4 separate regions of the Homo sapiens genome follow, and all the other regions are linked to region 4. Evidence: chromatin contacts called from ENCODE Hi-C data. All regions are on one chromosome and are shown on one strand. The core of a region is the stretch at or near the end of the contact, and the rest is flanking DNA. Distances in the headings are between cores, read along the strand shown. Region 1 holds the start of ZNF224 (zinc finger protein 224). Region 2 holds the start of ZNF226 (zinc finger protein 226). Region 3 holds the start of ZNF234 (zinc finger protein 234). Region 4 holds the start of ZNF585A (zinc finger protein 585A).

The links. Hi-C counts contacts between places; a loop is a spot of excess contacts on that map. Pooled maps may share reads with other maps.
Region 1: a loop to region 4 is called in a pooled map, with 10 times the contacts of the local background. The contact joins the promoter of ZNF224 here to the promoter of ZNF585A in region 4. A Hi-C loop is called at or near these places in 5 of 50 pooled maps.
Region 2: a pooled map shows a loop between it and region 4 (12-fold over the local background). The contact joins the promoter of ZNF226 here to the promoter of ZNF585A in region 4. A Hi-C loop is called at or near these places in 6 of 50 pooled maps.
Region 3: a loop to region 4 is called in a pooled map, with 7 times the contacts of the local background. The contact joins the promoter of ZNF234 here to the promoter of ZNF585A in region 4. A Hi-C loop is called at or near these places in 2 of 50 pooled maps.

What each region holds. Positions count from the first base shown.
Region 1 is chr19:44,090,357-44,095,755 of GRCh38, forward strand. ZNF224 (zinc finger protein 224) reads left to right here and starts at 4,005. Exons shown (of 6, transcript NM_001321645.3): 1 at 4,005-4,174. RefSeq lists an enhancer at 3,815-3,924.
Region 2 is chr19:44,162,327-44,167,129 of GRCh38, forward strand. It overlaps ZNF226 (zinc finger protein 226), which reads left to right and starts at 2,774. Exons shown (of 6, transcript NM_001032373.2): 1 at 2,774-2,816; 2 at 3,431-3,481. RefSeq lists enhancers at 2,466-2,615, 2,676-2,795.
Region 3 is chr19:44,138,129-44,142,935 of GRCh38, forward strand. It overlaps ZNF234 (zinc finger protein 234), which reads left to right and starts at 3,426. Exons shown (of 6, transcript NM_006630.3): 1 at 3,426-3,605; 2 at 4,186-4,239. RefSeq lists enhancers at 3,454-3,853, 3,608-4,198, 3,864-3,913.
Region 4 is chr19:37,171,421-37,176,734 of GRCh38, forward strand. It overlaps ZNF585A (zinc finger protein 585A), which reads right to left and starts at 1,275. Exons shown (of 5, transcript NM_001288800.2): 1 at 1,207-1,275. RefSeq lists enhancers at 1,176-1,365, 1,207-1,501.

The DNA of each region.
Region 1 (5,399 bases), core at 2,755-5,254, 6.9 Mb after region 4:
GTAAGTCTCTTGTAAGTGGCCAGGCATGGTGGCTCACACCTGTAATTCCAGCACTTTGGGAGGCTGAGGCAGAAGGATCAATTGAATCTAAGAGTTTGAGACCAGCTTTTTACAGAGTGTCTCCCCTATAATGTCTCTGGTTAAATGAAAGATTTTCAACTGTGAAGACAACCCTAACCATACTCATATTCTAGTTCCTTTGCCTTTCCATATAAATTTTAGAATAATTTTATATCTACAAAATATCTTGCTGGAATTTTGATAGTAATTATTTTAACCCTGTGTATCAATTTGGGGAGAATGAACATTTTTGCTATATTGAGTCCCACGATCCTCAAACATGGAATGTGTCTCCATTCATTTAATATTGTTGGATTTTCTTCATCAGTGTGTTGTAATTTTCATCTTACAACCCTTGTACATCTTTTGTCAAACTTCCATCTAGGTATGAACTTTGATTTCCGTGTGTTCATTGCTAGTATAATATATATAAATTAATTTTGGTATCCTGATCATGTATCCTATGATCATGCTGAATTCGCTTATTGTCTAGGCATTCATGGATTGGAAGACTTCACATTTTTGTGATGACAGTACTACCCAAACCAATCTACAGTTTTACTGCAATCACTATCAAAATCCAAACAGCCTTTTTTTTTTTTGCAGAAATCAATTCATAAATTCATATGTAATTGTAATGGAGGCAAATAGACAAAATCTTTCTTTTTTAAAGGAACATGATGGATGGCTCCCACTTCATTTCGAAACTTACTACCAAGCTATAGTAATGGAATAGAATTTAGAGTCCATAAAGAAACTCATACATCTAAAGTCACTTGATTTTCAAGAAGGATCCAAGATTGCTTAATGGAGAAAGCATAGTCTCTTCAGCAAATAATGCTGGGCAAATATATATACATATGCAACATAATGAAGTTAGATCCGCACTTCACACTATACTTAAAAATTAACTCAAAATGATCAATGACCTAAATATAAGAGGTTAAGCTATACAACTCTTAGAATAAAACATAAAGGTTAATCTTCAAGACTTTTTATTTGGAATGGATTCTTAGATAAGACACCATATGCACAAGCTAAAAAAACCCCACATAAATTGGACTAGAGCAAAAAAAAAAATGCTATGCATACAGAGACATTGTCAAGAGCATGAATTCTTCTAGTATCAGAATATATAAAGAACTCTTAGACCAGGTGAGGTGGCTCTCACCTATAATCCCAGCACTTTGGAAGGCTGAGATGGGTGGATCACTTGAGCCCAGGAGTTTGAGGCCTGCCTGGGCAACATGGCGAAAACCATGTCTCTACAAGAAACAAACAAACAAACAAAAAACAACAACAAAAAACAAAGGTAGCCAGGCATAGTGACCCATGCCTGTGGTCCCAGCTACTCAGGAGGCTGAGGCAGAAGGATTGTTTGAGCCTGGGAGGTCAAGGCTGCAGTGGGGCGTGATGTACCATTGCACTCCAGCCTGGGCAACAAAGAGAGACTCTGTTTCTTAAAAAGAAAAGAAAGAAAGAACTCTTACAACTCAATAACAAGAGGAGAAACCACCCAATTTTCTAATGGGCAAAGATACAAATAGAAATTTCAGATATACAAGTTACCAACAATTATGTGAAAAGATGCTCAACTATTAGTCATTAGGAAAATGCAAATCAAACCAATAATGAGATGCCATTTTACAACAGCTATGTTAGCTATCATCTTTAAAAATAGAAAATAGCCGATGTGGTGGCAGGCACCTGCAGTCCCAGCTACTTGGGAGGCTGAAGTAGGAGGATCGCTTGAGCCCAGGAGTTTTGAGGTGTAGTGAGCTATGCCCACTGGGTGTCCACACTAAGTCGACATCAACATGGTGATCTCCCAGGAGCAGAGGACTACCAGGTTGCCTCAGGAGAGGTAAACTGGCCCAGGGTGGAAACACAGCAGGTCAGAACTCCCATGCTGATCAGTAGTGAGATGTTGTCTGTGAATAGCCACTGCAATTCTGCCTGCACAACGCAGGGAGACCCCGTTTTCAATTTATACACACACACATATACATATACATATATATTTTATACATACATATATACAAAATAAGTATTGGAGAGGATGTGGAGAAATTACTACCCTCACACACTGAAGGTGGGAATGTAAAAATGGTGCAGTTGCTGTGGAAAATTGTTTCGTGGTTCCCAACATAGAATTACCATATGAATCACTAAATTTCATATCTAGGTATATACCCCAAAGAATTGAAAGTAGGTGATGAAACAAATACTTGTACACCACTGTTTGTAGCAACACTATTGACTACAGCCAAAAGGTGGAAAGAACCCAAATGTCCCTCAATCAATGAATGGATAAACAAATTGTGGCGCAAGCCTGTAATCCCAGCACTTTGGGAGGCTGAGGTGGGCGGATCACCTGAGGTAAGGAGTTCGAGACCAGCCTGACTAACCTGGTGAAACCCTGTCTCTACTAAATACAAAAAAATTAGCTGGGTGTGGTGGCGCATGGCTGTAATGCCAGCTACTTGGGAGGCTGAGGCAGAAGAATCGTTTTAACCCAGGAGGCGGGGGTTGCAGTGAGCTGAGATCGTGCCATTGCACTCCAGCCTGGGCATCAAGAGGGAAACCCCACCTCAAAACAAAACAAGACAAAGCAAACAAAAAAAACAAATCGTAGTAGAAACATAAAATATTATGAAGTACTGGTACATGCTGTGATGTGGATGAACTTTAAAAGCAGTATGCTGGCAGGGCGCGGTGGCTCACGCCTGTAATCCCAGCACTTTGGGAGGCCGAGGCGGGAGGATCACGAGGTCAAGAGATCGAGACCATCCTGGCTAACACGGTGAAACCCCGTCTCTACTAAAAATACAGAAAAATTAGCCAGGCGTGGTGGCACGCGCCTGTAGTCCCAGCTACTCGGGAGGCTGAGACAGGAGAATCGCTTGAACCCGGGAGGCGGAGGTTGCAGTGAGCTAAGATCGTGCCACTGCACTCCAGCCTGGCACTTTTTTTGAGATTCCGTCTCAAAAAAAAAAAAAAGAAGCAGGATGCTAAGTGAAAGGTGTCAGAAACAAAAGGTTCCATAATGTATAATTCCATTTATATGAAATGTCCACAATAGGTAATTCAATAGGACAGAGATTAGTGTTAGACAGTGACTGCTTAGTGGGTATGGGGTTTTTGGGGTGATGAAAATGTTTCCTAACTTTTTATTTGTACTACATATATCCTAAAATGGTGAATTTCACGTTTTGTGCATTACACCTCAATAGAGATGTTTTAAATAATAAAATACATTAAAATGTTTTGCATAGATAAAACAATAAAAAAAAACGTTTTTGTTGAGAAAATATTTGCGAGATAAAATGTTAATATCATGAATATAAGAACAGTGCTTGAAAAGTGAGGGATAAAACCAAAAACTCAATAAGAAAGTGGGCAAAACATCTGGACAATTTACAAAAAATGTAATAATGACACCTGAAAATATGCAAGAATATGCCATCTTTACAAGAGTTATAAATTAAAACTACATGCCATTTCTTACCACTGGCAAAACTTATTTGAAGAGTGTATCATCTCGCTTGTTCCCTTTCCAGTAACACTCCTGTCCTCACTAGAGGGGTTTAGACTTCAGGAATTCCTTTCTATACGGTATTTTCTCTTAGGCACCCAGGGAGAGGGAAGGACGACTCTCAGGGTAGAAGTCCACATTTCCCAACAGGCGCTCGGGGGTACGAGATTCGTTCCCCGTGGGAAGAGTGGTCAAGGGCTTCCCAGTAGTCGTCAACACTTCCCTTTGAGTGTAATGCTGCAGGAGTACAGTCCAGACCCTCAGTGGAATCGCGGTCGGTTTAGCTCCGGCAGTTGGGTCCCAGGGAATTCTGGGAAGTGTAGTCCAGACGCTCAGTGGAGTCGCGGTCAGTTTGGCTCCGGCTGGCGGGTCCCGGGGAATTCTGGGAAGTGGAGTCCAAACATTCGGTGGAGTCGCGGACACTTCCGCTCGGGGACTGAGGTTGCTGCAGTTTTTCCGCGATAGTTTGGGGCAGTTCCGCGCGTTGCAGGCCCTTCTGAATTTCCTGGACCTACGCATTGGATCCTCAAAGAACTGGTGATCGAATTAGGGGAAAAGGGGCCTCGTCGGAGAGTAGAGGTTTGGAGGGGCAAGGGCCGCTGTTTGCGTTCTCGTCCGTGGCACCTTCTTGGGCTTGGGTCTGTCCTCGCTTCCCGGGGGCATTGGTACTTGGTTGGGTCGCGTCTCACCTGGTTTCAGGGTTTCCGGGGCTCTGAGCTCGCCCACTCCGCCCCCTGCACCCCACGCGCGTGGCCACTTCTTCTCGATATAACGTTGGGGTGTTAATCTCCTTGGGTTTCCCGTTACTGTTCTTTAAAATGGGGACTTTAGGGCCATCCTAATGGAATCGTTTTGGGAACTGGAAGAGGTAACACAAATGAGAGCCTTAAAGCAGTCCCTGTCACTTGGTGACTGGTGGTCTCTTGTTAATTTCCCACGAAGGACCGGGTGGGGTCAGAGCTCCAGCTGCAGGGGCCTCGGCCCTTCTCCCTGATCCCTGCAGGACGCTGGATGATCCCGGAAGCCTTCTGACCTCTTTTTAGGAGAGCGAGGGTTGCGTCCACTTTCATGAAGGGAAAGGAGCATTTAACTTTTATGGGGGACGGCGACGCGGTCAAGGTGTTTCACAGCTTTCTCGTTCCCCAACCCGACCTTTCCAGAAGAGCTGCAGGGAGGGACTTCTTGGCTTCTGAGGGCAAAGCTCTACGTGAGTGGTCCTTGGCTCTTTGACCGAGATGCTCACCCCAACCGAGAGTGTATAGGTTGTGTCCTCGGGCATGGGGGTCGATAATAATTAAGTCTTAATTAGTAACTTCATTCTAAGGGCTTTATACAAATAAATTTACGCCACACCGTGGCTCTGTGGAGAAGTATTGCTTTTTTCTATTTTAAAAACGAAAGTGAGACACAGAGCGCATAGGCACCCGACTAGTGAGAGGTGGAGCTGGGGTTGGAACCTAAGCAGTCTGGGTCAGAGCCTGATTTGATCTTCTCTTGGGATACGTTGTCACTGAGGCAGAGGAACTAGTTGGACTTAGGTGGGGAAAGCAAGACTTAGGGGCTTGAAATTTTCTGAGTTTCTAAAAATGTTGTCAACTATTTTGTTTCAATCATTACAAATATTTTGTATTCTTATAGAACCATGTCATTGTACAGCATTCTATTTTTCTTTATTAAGAACAAAATGGGCCTGGCGCGGTGGCTTACGCCTGTAATCCCAGCACTTTGGGAGGTCCAGGCGGGCGGATCACGAGGTCAGGAGTTCGAGACCAGCCTGGCCAACATGGTGAAACCGCATCTCTAC
Region 2 (4,803 bases), core at 1,524-4,023, 7.0 Mb after region 4:
CTGGATTAAAGGGCTTTACTCAATAAATTATATCTAACTGGGGAGACTTTTTTCCACTATTGATTTTCTTCAGTATACCTTCACTGGATGCTTGCTACTCATTAAGGTCCATGCTACCTCAATGTGCATGGTATGCTGGGGATTGATAATACCACCTTCACATTCTTGTAATTCACTAGGAGGACTCAAGACACCCTATGTTATCATAGTCACTATGATTTATTGTAGTAAAAGATACCAAGTCAGTTGAGCAAAGGGAAAATGTGCATGGGATGAAGTCCAGAAGAAATCAGGTACAGGCTTCCAATAATCCACTCCCTGTAGAATCATTCATGATGTACTGTTTTTTCAGCATTGAAACATGTGAAATGTCTACCCAGTAAGCTCAATGGAGACTTAGTGCCCTAGGCACTACGTTGTGTTTTGTTTTGGAACTGGTCACATAGGCCAGCTTGGGCCAAAATTCTAGATTCCCAGAAGGAATTCAGCATAAATCACATTATACAAATAGCCGGGGCATGGTGAGCCACTCTCATCAGAGAATTGTGGAAATCCTCCTGAAATTCAAGTTCCCAGATACCAGTCAAGGGCTAACCTTATATCTTGCGCTGCTATAACAGAATACCACAGATTAGGTAATTTATAAACAATATAAATTTATCTGTCATAGTGCTTGAGGCTGGGAAGTCCAAGGTCAAGATGCTGGCAGGTTTAACATCTGGTGAGGGCTGCTGCTGTCTGCTTCCAATATGGCATCCAGTTGCTGCATCCTCTGGAGGAGACAGATGCTATGTCCTCATATGGTGGAAGTGATGAAAAAGCAAGAAGGGATTAAGTTTTAACAAGGGAACACCATCAAACTATAGCATGTTGCAAGCAGGCCTTTTAAGTACAACAGTCTCAGGCCTATGTTAACTCTTTTCTGAACAAAGGGCTTCAGAAATCCAGTACCTATATTCTTTTCTTTCTTTTTCTTTCTTTGTATCACCAGATACCACATTAGGTCATCTTCCTTCAAGGTAATTTGTAACCAAAACCAGTAGACTAAACCAAATAATTTCTTGCCCCTCTGCCCCATAACTGATAAGACTGTAGGTACAGTCTACATCTACCCTCCTCATGACCAGAGTTTTCAGGTTAGTCACAAGACAGCTGTAGAAGCTGGGAGCTATCTGGCTTTGTTTTTGGTTGGTTGTTGTTTGTTCACAGTCAAGAGGAGAGAACTGTTTCATTTGTAATATTGTATAGTTCATGTCTCCCAAAATGCATGGCTACTCTAACTCCCATTCACACACAAGATTAATTCCTTAGCTCTTACCTAGTATGCCCAGCCCTTGTGGGATCATTCAGTTTTTTCATCTGTGGGCCTAACTTGCCTGTTCATCTTTGGCCGTTGGGATTTCCCTGTCTTAGCTTTGAGTTTAGCTACATTTTAACGCTTTAGGGGATATTGTCACATAACATTTTTCTATCTTTGAAAAGATCCACAATATTATGTAATGATTACCACTATCTAATCCTAGAACTCTTTCATCTGCTCCCAAAAGAAATCCCCTACATGAGCTGGGTGTGGTGGTGCATGCCTGTAGTCTCAACTACCCAGGGGGCTGAGGCGGGAGGATCACTTGAGCCCAAGAATTTAAGGCTGCAGTGTGCTATGATCATGCCTGTGAATAGCCACTGTACTCCATTCTGGGAAACATAACAAGACGCTGTCTCTAAAAAAGTAAGAAAAAAAAAACCCTACATATTGACAGTCACTCCCCATTCCCAACTACATCTCCCCAGCCTTGGAGACAACTAATTTACTTTCTGTCTCTATGGACTTGCCTATTCTGCACATTTGATATAAATGGAATCATACCATATATGGTATCTTGTGTCTGGCTTCTTTCATTGGACATAATGTCTTCAGAGTTCATCTATGTTATAACATGAATCAATATTTTGTTCATTCACATTACTAAATAATATTGCATTATATGGCTAGACCACATTTTGTTTATCCACTCATCAGCTGATGGACATTGGGTCTTCTCCACTTTTTGACTATTATGACTAATGCTGCTATGAACTTTTTTAGAACAAGTTTTTGTGTGGATATCTTTCAGTTCTCCTGGGTATTTACTTAGGAGTGAAATTGCTGGCACATAAGCCCCAGATCGGGTGCCAGCAGATTCAGTGTCTGGTGAGGTCCCGCTTTCTAAGTCATACATGGTCCTTCTGGCTGTGTCCTCACATAACTAAAGAGGCAAAGGAGCTCCCTCAGGCCACTTATAAGAGAGCATTAATCCTATTCATGAGGGCATTGCCCTCTTGATCTGATCACGTCCCATAGGTTCCACCTCCTAATATCTTCTTGGGAGTTAGGATTTAAACATACGAATTTGGTGGGGGCCATAAACACTCAGACCATAATAATACCTAAAGAGAAGTGAGGGATTCTGGGAAATGAAAACCAGGAGCTCAAGGTAGTTGGACACTTCCACATCAGAAGGCTTGGACATTCCGGAAGTGTAGTCCAGGAGGGCGGTACTGTTCTGTTTTTCCCCCAACTCCAGCATTCTGTGATATGTAGTCCGGAGTTCCGTGTAGTCGCGCATAGCTCAGCTGCAGTAAGGCTGTAAATGTTTCCCCTGCGGAATCCTGGGAACTGTAGGTCCAATCGTTCTAGGTAGTTGTAGGCACTTCCGGCTCGAGGAAGGCAGTGCTGTGGAATTCTGGGAAGCGTAGTCCAGGTCCTCCTGATACTCGCAGGCACTTCCGCCCAGGAAGACGACGTAGCAGCCATCTTTTCCCTGGCTTTGGTGATTCAGGTCAGCTTCTCAGGAACCTTTCAAACTTCCCCGAAATGCACTTGTGGTCAGCAGCTAGCGGTCTTTTGTTTGGGGAAAAAAAGGAGTAGCGGCTAAGAGCGGAGGTTTGAGGGGCCAGGATGCTGTTTTGCGTTTCCCTGGGCGGAGCTTGTTAGAATTGGGGGCGTACTGGCTTCGGGCGGCTGGGGTGATGCTTCGTCGGGTTTGAAGGTCTCTCGGGCTGTTCGCTCCCTCATTGTGACTCCCCCACCTAATGAGCCAGCCCTACCACTTCATACAGTATCACATTGAGCGAGTTAGTTAATCCCCGTGCCTTCGTTTGCTGTTCTGAAGGAAAATAAAAGCAAAAACTTCCTAATAGAATGTTTTGAGAGAAAACGAGGTAATACAAAAAGTGTAAAACTGCCTGGCACGTGAATTACCAATACTACTGTAATTTTCCTAGAAACTCCCGTTCTGTGGCGAAATTCTGTGAGTCCATGAAGCTGGATTGTCCCTGACCTCTTTTGAGGAAGGAGAGGGTTGCTTCTAACTGGTCCTGGGAGATGCCACTGTGATGTATCCGGGATGAAGACACAATCCTGGTTACTTCATAGCCTGTTTTTCTTCCCCAGCCCTGACTTCTCAAAAAGCACTGCACAGAGGAGGAGGCAGCAGAACCCCATGTGAGTAAGACTTGTTGTTATTCTTGTTTTATTCACATAAATCAGAGAATGTGTGGGGTCATGTATTTGGGCATGAGAAGTGATTATAATTTAGCGTTAGTTGCTAAGTTCCATTCTAAGGGGTTTATACAAATGAACACCTTTCCACTATACAGTGGCTCTGTGAAGTGATACTCTTTTTCCGAGGAGACTGAGACATAAGAACATAACTTGTTTGCTCATAGCCACCTAGCTAGTAGGAGGCAGAGCTAGCATTGAAACCGAGGCAGTCTGAGTCTAGACCTGAGTCTTCTTTGGTATGTTCTGCATGAGCCATAGGCAGCTGGCTAGTATCATGTGAAAATAGGTTGGGACTTCACTGTGGGGACTTTGCTCAAGGTCTGGGCTATTCTATGACTTTTAAAAAATAGTGGCTGGGCACAGTGGCTGACGCCTGTAATCCCAGCACTTTGGGAGTCTGAGGCGGGCAGATCACTTGAGGCCAGGAGTTTGAGACCAGTCTGGCCAACATGGCGAAACCCCATCTCTACTAAAAATACAAAAATTAGCCAGGCGTGGTGGCCAACACCTGTAATCCCAGGAGTTTGGGAAGCTGGGGCAGGAGAATCGCTTGAACCCAGGAGGCGAGGCTGCAGTAAGCTGAGATCACACCGGTGCACTCCAGCCTCGGCAACTGAGCAAGACTCTGTCTCAAAAAAAGAAAAGAGTTTTTAAAAATAGTTTTCTCAATTATTAGTTTTATTTGTTTCAAATAATATAGAGGTAACACATAATCATGGAAAACACAGAAATACATTTAAAAAATGTAAATTCCCCATGACCTTAGGGTATAAAGATAACAACTATAGTTTAGTGCCTTTCTGTCAAGTTTTTCTTGTATATATTTCTGTTTATTAGGGGCTGTTTTGGGAGAGGGACTGAGTACAGTGCAACACTACTCAAACTGTGGTTCACAAAGCAGCAACATTGGCATCACCCAGGTAGAAAGGCTCATTCTTGAGCCCTACCGAAGGCCTTCTGATTTAGCATTTTTGCAGATAGGACCCAGAAATCTGCATTTCAACAAGATCCCAAGGTGAGCGAGATGCATGTTAAAGTTTGAGAAGCTCAGGAAAAGGTCTTATCTGGAAACTCAGGACTAGAAAACTGACCCTGCCAGATGTCACAGATAAAACTGAGCTGGCCATACTAGAACCCTACTCAGTCCAGTGATTTTTCTTTCCCACTAAATATTAACTGTCAAGTTTCTTTGCAAAAACCATGACATGAGTAGAAGGCAGCTGTCAAGTCTAGAGTCAAAATGGAGAAACTCAGAGTCCTGA
Region 3 (4,807 bases), core at 2,176-4,675, 7.0 Mb after region 4:
GGTGAGACTCTGTCTCTACCAAAAAAACAAAAAACAAAAAGGCTGGGCCGAGGTGGGCAGATCACTTGAGGTCAGGAGTTCAAGACCAGCCTGGCCAACATGGTGAAACCCCGGCTCTACTAAAAATATAAAATTATTCGGGCGTGGTGGTGCATGCCTATAATCCCAGCTACTTGGGAGGCTAAGGCAGGAGAATCTCTTGAACCTGGGAGGCAGAGGTTGCAGTGAGCCGAGATCACGTCATTGCACTCCAGCCTGGGCAACAAGAGGGAAACTCCGTCTCAAAAAAAAAAAAGTATATATTTGCTAGTTTTGTCAGCTGAGAGGGTCAAGAATAAAAAACACTAAGGTAGCAGCGATCATACCTAGCACTCAGTTCTTTGTTTCTAACTACATTTTCCACAAATAGGAACCAGAAGTCCTAGGAGAAATATCTGATCTCATGGCTAGGGTAGGGAAAATACCCAATGAACTTGAAAAATACCTAATGAACTTGGAACACACAGTATCAGAAAGTAAACCAGTGCACAAAGAGCTCATATCATGATGAACAGGAGGAGCCAGAAGGCAAGAGGGGACTGCTTGAAGAGGATTTTACTGGCAAAATCTGAGACAACCAGAGAATCAAAATACATAATAACAGTAGTAGATGTGAACTCATTAATATAACAAGAATTCACAAATCCACACTGGTATAAACAAATAAATAATATAGATGGAAAGCTTTTTCTTAGAGCATAATGCCAAAAAATCAACATAGAATGAGTTGGAGTATCTCAGTTTTTCACCAGATAGTAGTAACTTTTTAGGGGAAAAATAATTTTAGAGTGCAGAATTCTGGAGAGAAACCCCTTAATCAACTGTTCAAGTTTAGCAGCACCAGTAATGGATAAAAACTAGTATCTGGTATATCCTGAGATCATGCACTAAGGACAGAAATTGATCATAATCCAGAAAGACATAATCTTGAATGTTGGAATCGCTGAAGATCAAAATGTTAAAAATATAACCCTGGAAAAAATAATTTTAAATTTTTTAGAAGATATTGACTGATTTACATTTCTTTCTTTTCTTCCTTTTTTTTTTTGTTTTTTTTTCTGAGACAGAGTCTCGCTCTGTCACTCAGCTGGAGTGCATTTCCCTTCCTTCCTCCCTCCCTTCCACTTTTTTTTTTTTTTTCTGAGACAGTGTCTCGTTCTGTCACCCAGATTGGAGTGCAGTGGCGTGATCTCGGCCTCCCAGGTTCAAGTGATTCTTGTACCTCAGCCTCCTGAGTAGCTGGGATTACAGGCATGTATCACCATGCCACGCCCAGCTGATTTTTTGTATTTTTAGTGGAGACAGTGTTTCACTATGTTGGCCAGGCTGGTCTCAAACTCCTGGCCTCAAGTAATCCGCTGGCCTTGGCATCCCAAAGTACTGGGTTTACAAGCGTGAGCCACTGCGCCTGGCCGAGATGGAGCATCTCAATAAATTTTGTCATTTGGAAGGGCCGACTAGAGCAACAATACAGCTGTAACTAGTATAGAAATAGCAGTCAGTCAATTTTCAAAGAGGGGGATGTGTGGCATTGTGTGGTTAGCATAGTAACCTTGTTTTTATGTAAACACAATTGTGAAAAGGTATTTTTTTAGTTTATAAAATGAATCTAGAATGTGAGACTTCATTTTTTAAAAAACAAAAATATAGATTGATAAGTGTATTAGTCCATTCCCCCATTGCTATAAAGAAATACGTGAGTCTGGGTAATTTATAAAGAGGTTTCATTGGCTCACACAGAGTCCTGCAGCCTGTAAAGGAAACATGGCAGCATCAGCTCAGCTTCTGGGGAGGCCTCAGGAAACTTACAACCATGCTGCAAGGCGACTAGGGAGCCAGCACTTCACATGGCCAGAGTAGGAGGAAAAGAGCGAGGAGTGAGATGCTACACAATTTTAAACAAGCAGATCTCATGAGAACTCTATCAGGAGAACAGCACTAGAGGGATGGTGCTAAACCATTAGAAACCTCCCCGGTGATCCAATCGCCTCCCACCAGGCCCCAACTCCAACACTGGGGATTACATTTCAACATGAGATTTGGGTGGGGACACAGATCTAAACCATATCAATAGGCCAATGTATGTTTATGGGGAGAAAAAAATCTGGTTATCTTTTTTTTTTTTTTTTTTTCCGTGACAGAGTCTTGCTCTGTCGCCCAGGCTGGAGTGCAGTGGCATGATCTCGGCTCACTGCAACCTCTGCCTCTCAGGTTCAAGCGATTCTCCTACCTCAGTCTCCCGAGTAGCTGGAATTACAGGCACGCACCACCATGCCCGGCTAATTTTTGTATTCTTAGTAGATATGGGTTTTCACCATGTTCTCCTGGCTGGTCTCGAACTCTTGACCTCATGGTCCGCCCGCCTTGGCCTTCCCAAAGTGCTGGGATTACAGGCGTGAGCCACCGCACCCAGCCCCTGGTTATCTTGAAGAAAGATTTTAGATGGGTTTTTTTCTGATTTTGCTTTATTCTATTATTTATTTGTATCAACCAATGTAAGCCAGATTCCAAATTGCTAACTATAATGACGATATTTTAACCAAAAAATATAAAGGAAGAAAATAAAATATGTTCCTTCACGTATAGGATCCTCCTTAATGCTACTGCATTAAATAAATCATAGGCATTGGGTGTCTGACATCAATGCCAAGCGCTTCACCAGTTATACTTGCTTTGAAGTATTGGGCAATTTAAGAGCTTCTCTGAAATTTGGTGTTTTTACCTCTTCAGTAGACATAATACCATGAAAAGTGTAAACGAAAGAAGATAGCTTTTCCATGAGGACAGGGCTTCCCCACTGGCCCTCTCAAATGATGATTGTTTTTCCTGCCAAACCAGTGGTACCACAGCGTCTGGAGTAGGGGCTGGCACCTTCTTTGTTCTTCATTGCCTCTCCCAAACCATTGTACTTGCTCACTCTTCCAACTTTTAGTTTTGGCCTCATATTATCAGTTTATAGTAATCAATCATCAATCATCTACTGACCCCTAAAAAGTCATTCCCCATTTAGTCCTTGAAGATTGTATCTCCTCGCTTGTTCTCTTTCCAATAATCCTCCGTAGTCCTGGGAGGCGTTTAGACTTCAGGAATTGCTGTCTATTCAATATTTTCGCTCAAGGACTCAGGCAGAGGGAAGGACGACTCTCAGGGTCACAGTCCACATTCCCTACCAAGCGCTCAGCGATATAGGATTCGTTCCCCATGGGCAGTGCGGGAATCGTAGGCAAGGAGCACCGCGGAGTCCCATCGCTTTTCCCTGAAGGGTGAGATTCTGAACGTTTTTCCCTCAGCATTCTGAGTGTAATCCAAACGCTCAGTGGAGTCGTGGTCCATTTGACCCACGCAGGGGGATCCGGGGAATTCTGGGAAATGTAGTCCCGCCAATCAGTGGAGTCGCGGGCACTTCCGCTCCAGGGAAGAGGGGGCGATTGTCACGGCACATTCCACGGTAGTTTCTTCCAGTTCCGCGACTCGCGGGCCCCTCCTAATGTCAGGGACTTAAGATTGGGGCTCGCTGGGACCTGGTGGTCCGGTTATGGGAAAAGAAGCCTCGTGGGAGAGCAGAGGTTTGGTGGGGCGAGGGCGGCGGCTTTTGTTGTGTCAGCGGAGCCTTCTTGGGCTGGGGCTCCCCTCGTGTCCCGCGGCGGGAGGCGGGGGGCATTGGGACTTGGTTGGGTCGCGTCTCGCCTGGTTTGAGGGTTTCCGGGGCTCTGAGCTCGCCCACTCCGCCTCCCTGCACTCCAGGCGCGCAGTCACTTTTTTACAGTGCAAGGTTGGCGTGTTAATCTCCCTGGGCCTCTCCTTGCTGTTCTTTAAAATGGGGACGTTAGGACCATCTTTGTAGAATCGTTTTGGTAACTGGAATAGGTTACACAACACAAACAGTCCCTGTCACTTGGTGAGTGGTGGTTTCTTGTTACTTTCCCACGAAACCTGTTAGGTCCCCCGGTGGGGTCAGAGCTCCAGCAGCAGGGGCCTCAGCCCTTATCTCTGATCCCTGCAGGACGCTGGACGATCCCGGACGCCTTCTGACCTCTTTTTAGGCAGGCGAGGGTTGCGTCCACTTCCACGAAGGGAGGGGAGCATTTAACTTTTCTCAGGGACAGCGACCCAGTCAGGATGTTTCACAGCTTTCTCCTTCCCCAGCCTGAAAAAGGACTGCGCGGACTGACTTCTTGGCTACTGAAAGCAAAGCTCCACGTGAGTGTGACTTGTCATTTTTCTTTTACAGAGACTGTATCTTTGTAGCATGTGTAATAGGGCATGGGCATTTATAATAATTAAGCCTTAATTGCTAACTTCAATTCTAGGGGATTTATACAATTAGATACGTTTAAGCCGCAACGTGACTCTGTGGAGAGGTACTGGTCATCCAAGTAGTAAGAGGTGAAACTTGGGTTGGAACCTAGGCATTCAGGGTCAGAGCCCGAGTTGATCATCTCTTGGATATATTCTCATTGAGGCAGAGGAACTAGCTGTACTCAGGTGGGGAAAGTAAGTTAGAACTTGATTAAAGGACCTTAAGAGCAAGGCTAATTGCCTTGGAGTTTTCTCAGTTTTTAAAAACTGTCAACTATTTTGTTTCATTTATTACAAATATTTCACATTCTAATAGAACCGTATCACTGTGAAGCATTCAGAAATTACAGAAATACGAAGATACAAAAATTGTAATTACCTATGAAATCAGGATGTAAAGATAGTAATGGTTAAATTTCTAATGCATTTTGTTTTAGTGGTTCCATGTTTATATTACTTATAAATGTTT
Region 4 (5,314 bases), core at 25-2,524:
CTTTAGTAACTGGAAAATGCATTGGAGCAATTAGATATAATTTTCCCTCAAAATTTTAAAAACTTTTAAAATGCAACAATATCCACTGCTGGAAAAGCATCTGGGAAAATGAGTTATTTTATAAATTGTTGGTATAAGCTTGAATTGTTATATTTTGAGCTACTTAGTCATATCTATAAAGTATTAAAAATGCACATATGCCGGGCGCAGTGGCTCACGCCTGTAATCCCAGCACTCTGGGAGGCGGAGGCAGGTAGATCACCTGAGGTCAGGAGTTTGAGACCAGCCTGGCCAACATGGTGAATCCCCGTCTCTACTAAAAAATACAAAAAATTAGCTGGGCGTGGTGGCGGGTGCCTCTAATCCCAGCTACTCTGGAGGCTGAGGCAGGAGAATCCGTTGAACCCACTAGGCAGAGGTTGCAGTGAGCTGAGATCGCGCCACTGCACTCCAACTTGGGTGACAGAGCGAGACTCCATCTCAAAAAAAAAAAAAGTGCACATAGTTATTCCTAATAATTTCACATATATAAAGCAGAAAAAGAAGGACAAATGGACAAATAACCTTTCCAGAGTTGAGTACTTTACCTTCCTCTGTAATTAAGCAGACAAAATAATCTGTGAGGAGACAGATATATTTTTTGAATATATGCTTAATTAATATCTATAACAATACAATTAGAGAACATAGTACACTGTTTCTATGTAATAGATGTGACATTCATGAAAACTGACCACGAACTAGGTCATAAAGCAATTTTTCAATTTGACCATTAAACAGACATTACTTTAAAAAGGAACTTCTAAATAACTCATGGATCAAAGAAAAAACCACTTAGATTTGAACAATTTTTAATACAAAGATTCACCAAAACTTGAGAATTTTTATATTAAAGAAGACTGAAAATTAAAAAGCTGAACTTTCAACTCAGGTTAGAAAGCAAGCTGATTACAGTCCTCACCGATCACCATAACTGACCCTACAGGCTCTGTCACTGACCACAGACTCCCATCACTGACCCCCAAACCTCAATCACTCATCCCAAAGAGCTCCATCAATGACCTGAGAAATCCGTCACAATCAACAACGGACGCCACAGAACCCCATCACCGAAGCCTGAAACCGCAATCACTAACTCCACAGGCAACCTCGACACCCCCTATTACTGGCTCCACAGAAACCCCAATCGTGATCAACCAAAATCACCTCAAAGATTTATCGGTATTGGAATATGAAAATACTCCTGACACCAGCGGCAAAAAAGCCTTGGAAGACCACTTCCACTTCCGGTCCGACTTCTAGCACCTCCCCTTTGTAGGCTGTTGATATGGCGCATGCTCTGAATAAACTTGGAAGCCAGTTTCCTCGAACAGTCAACAGGGCGCAGACACAGCGCACAGGTTCCGTAATGTGGCGCTGTCCGGCAGAGAACATGGCCGCGCCCTTATGGTGTTTATTCGCGTGGGCCGCCATTTTGAAAGCATATCCATTCCGTAGAGCAGAGGAATTGGCCGCTGGCAGGGTTTCCTAGAGCGAGGCAGGTATAGTTACATAGGATGCTGGAGTGTGACCCTTGTCTGACTAGGCTTCTATTTCGGAGGAGAAAGTTACTGGAAATGTGGGTCTGGTGCTGTATGTTATATTTAGAAAAGCTAAGTTACCTTTCTGAATACAGGACACTGAGGATAATAATTACCAGGGAATAGAGGAGCCAGGGAAAAATCACCAAGTGAAGGGGATCCTGGGAGAAACCACAGGCAGATGATAGGAGGAATCAGGATAGTACAGTCCATTTTTTACAGACGCCATTCAGGGAAAAGGTGGAAAGGTCACTAGGGGAGTCATCTCTTGAGTGAAACCACCCTGAAAGTCTGAGAGACATCTGAATGAGTAGTAGGCTGCAGGAAGAGTGGTACAACTTTTAATGGGAGAAACCGCCTTGGGAAATAGGGTAGAAGTCCAATAGTATTAATACAATCCTCTCCTGGGAGATACCACCAGAGGAGGGAGGAGAAGTCCGGGCGTCCCCTTCTGAAGGGCTGGGTCGGGTGGGAAGGTGAATAGAGATTTGAATCACCCATTACCCTCCACACTAAATACCTCAAGTGCAACTATAGTAGGCAGCAATAATAACAACACTAATAGTCTTTAGTATGGCCAACGTGTTACTAAAAGCACCTAAAGAAGACTGTTTTTATTTACCTTGAAGTTAAAATATAATTAATAACAATCGCCTTACCATGTCAATGAAGCTTTAAGTGCAGTCTCTGACCCTTAGCTTCTCCTCTGTGGAAATTCTGAAACCTCCTTACTCCCCTTTTTGGAGGGTGTGGATGAGGAGTTGTAAAGATACAATTCCTTTCACTTGGTGAACTCCTAAACATGATTCACAGCTCAGCTTCTGACAGGAAGTTCTACCTGAACAGTGGTGGGAAATTACTACCCAATGTGTTCAGTTCCAGCAGGTGGGAAACTTGTTTTCAGGGAATTGAACCTACACTCTGATGTGGGCATGCTGGATGCCTTCAGGCCAGTTATGTCTGTCTCTGGGACTCGGCTTAAAAATATGTTTAGAGAATTAGACTCTGCTGATCTCAGGTTTTCTTTCTTCTCCGAAAGGACGGTCTAAGGAAACATCTGTGGAAGTCCGTTAGTAAACACACAATTTCTACCAAGGGGCTAAGAATTACTGTTGATTTTGTCAGTAATGCAGCTCTGTTAAAAAGAAGATGACTTAACTTTTAGGGATTCGTGTGGAAATATTTATGGGTGGAATAATATTAGCTTTAAAAACTCCACTGAGAAAAAAAAAACTCCACTGAGAAGGGGTATATGGTATTGCAAAAGAAAATGTTGATAAATGTTAAAGCAGAGTGATAAGTAGACAGAACTCATTATAATGTTCTCTTCCATAGTATTTGTGTGAAATTTTCATAGTAAATTTCTAATTTAAAAAGAAAGGAATTAAAAACATTTACAAGGAAACATCAAGAAGACAGCAGGTGTGGTCATAGTGTTAGGGAAGATGAAACCTAGGAGACCCAGAGTGACACCATTTTAAGTTCAGCTCCATCTTGACACTAGCAAGGCACATTCATTGCAAGTCACAACTCATGGTCCTAATGTGTTTACAGCGAAGGAAGCAGCCCTGTAATGCCTGCAAAGACAAACTCCTAGAACAACAGAAAGTCCAGATGTCCAATACCCATAACAATAAATGCTTTCAAGATCATTATAGTTATACTTTGATGTACTTACTAAAATGTCAGGGATAGTTTTCTTTAAATCAATAGAATAATAAATTTTGTCATAATGTCAGGCCACCCACGCATAGGCACAGCTTACTTTAGTCTTTACATAGACAAGACCCCTATATAAGAAAAGCTTAACAGATGTTCCTCCACTTGCTTTCTGAGGACACCCTACTCTGTTGTGGAGTAGCTTTCAATAAACTATCTCTTCTCACTGCACTCTACAACCCACCTGGAATTCTTTCCTGCATGAGATCAAGAACCCTCTCTTGGAGTCTGGATTGAGACCCTTTTATTTCCATAACAATAGTATTATACAAACACAGGCATACCTCAGCGATATTTAGGGTTTGGTTCTAGACCACTACAATAAAGCGAGTCACACAATTTGTTTGGTTTCCTGGTGCGACATACACTGGGGCCTGTTGGGGGTGGGGTGGCGGGAGGGAGAGCATTAGGAAAAATAGCTAATGCATCCTGGGCTTAACACCTAGGTGATGGGTTGACAGGTGCAGCAAACCACCATGGCACACGTTTACCTATGTAACAAACCTGCACATCCTGCACACGTACCCCAGAACTTAAAATAAAAATTAAAGGCTGGGTGCCCGTGGCTCACGCCTCTAATCCCAGCACTTGGGGAGGCCAAGGCAGGCGGATCACGAGGTCAAGAGGTCGAGACCATCCTGGCCAACATTGTGAAACTCTGTCTCTATTAAAAATACAAAAATTAGCTGGGTGTGGCAGTGCACACCTGTAGTTCCAGCTACTCGGGAGTGTGAGGCAGGAGAATCACTTGAACCCGGGAGGCAGAGGTTGCAGTGAGTTGAGATCGCGCCACTGCACTCCAGCCTGGGCGACAGTGCAAGACTCTGTCTCAAAAAAATAAAATTAAAATTAAAAAAGTCTATTTTGAAAAAAATAGAGAAAGAAAACAACATGAGAAAGAAAAAGGAACATTACTACTGAGAGAAAGATTTAAAACTCAAGAGAATTCTAAGGATATTTTGAGAAATCCATTTGAAAATGTAATAAAATAGGAAGTTTCCTAGGAAAACACAGATGAAAATTGCCATGTATAGGAAGAAAATTTGGATAGGCCAAAAACAATAAAAGAAATTGAATTGGTAGCATATGCAAAAACCAATCCTATGTGTATTAATGATTCAAATGTTAAAAACATAGCTTTAAGACTTTTAGTAAAAATATTAGTAAATGTGTTTTAGACTCTGTGGCAATGGAAAGATCTCTTAAACAGAACACCAAAAAAGTATTATATATAAAAGGTTGATAAAACTGACTATATTAAAATAATAATTTTTGTTCATCAAGTGATAGTAAAGAGAATGAAAAGGCAAGGTATAAACTGGTGCAGATACACATAGAACACAGGCTACCCGAGATAGCAGGAATATGCTTTTTAAAAAACCCTCCAAATCGGCTGGGCGCGATCTCGGCTCACTGCAACCTCCGCCTCCCGGGTTCAAGCGAGTCTTCTGCCTCAGCTGGGATCACAGGCGCCTGCCTAATTTTTGTATTTTTAGTAGAGACGGGGTTTCACCATGTTAGCCAGGCTGGTTTTGAACTCCTGACCTCAGGTGATCCACCTGCCTTGGCCTCCCAAAGTGCTGGGATTACAGGCGTGAACCACCGCACCCAGCTATGCATGCATTTTTATGCGCTGGGAGTGAAGGTGTAGGATTAACCAGCCTTCTCAGGAAAAGCATTATAGCTATGCTATAACTATTATACTCTGTTATAACTACAGCATAATTATATACAACACTATAACAGAGACTGTGAATGATCATACTAGTGATGTCTTTTGAGGGGCAGCATTGCATGGGGGTTGGTATAATGGACTCTGTAGTTATCTGTCCTGGGTTTGAATCTCTCTGTGCTGTTGACTAGCTCTGTGATCTTGGGCGAGCTCCTTCATTCCTCTGTGACTCAGATTATTCATGTGGAAAAGGTGAATATAATAATTGTAGCTATCTCAAGCATTATGTAAATTGAATGAGTTTATACATTTAACGAGTCTAGAACAGGGGCCTAGTATACAT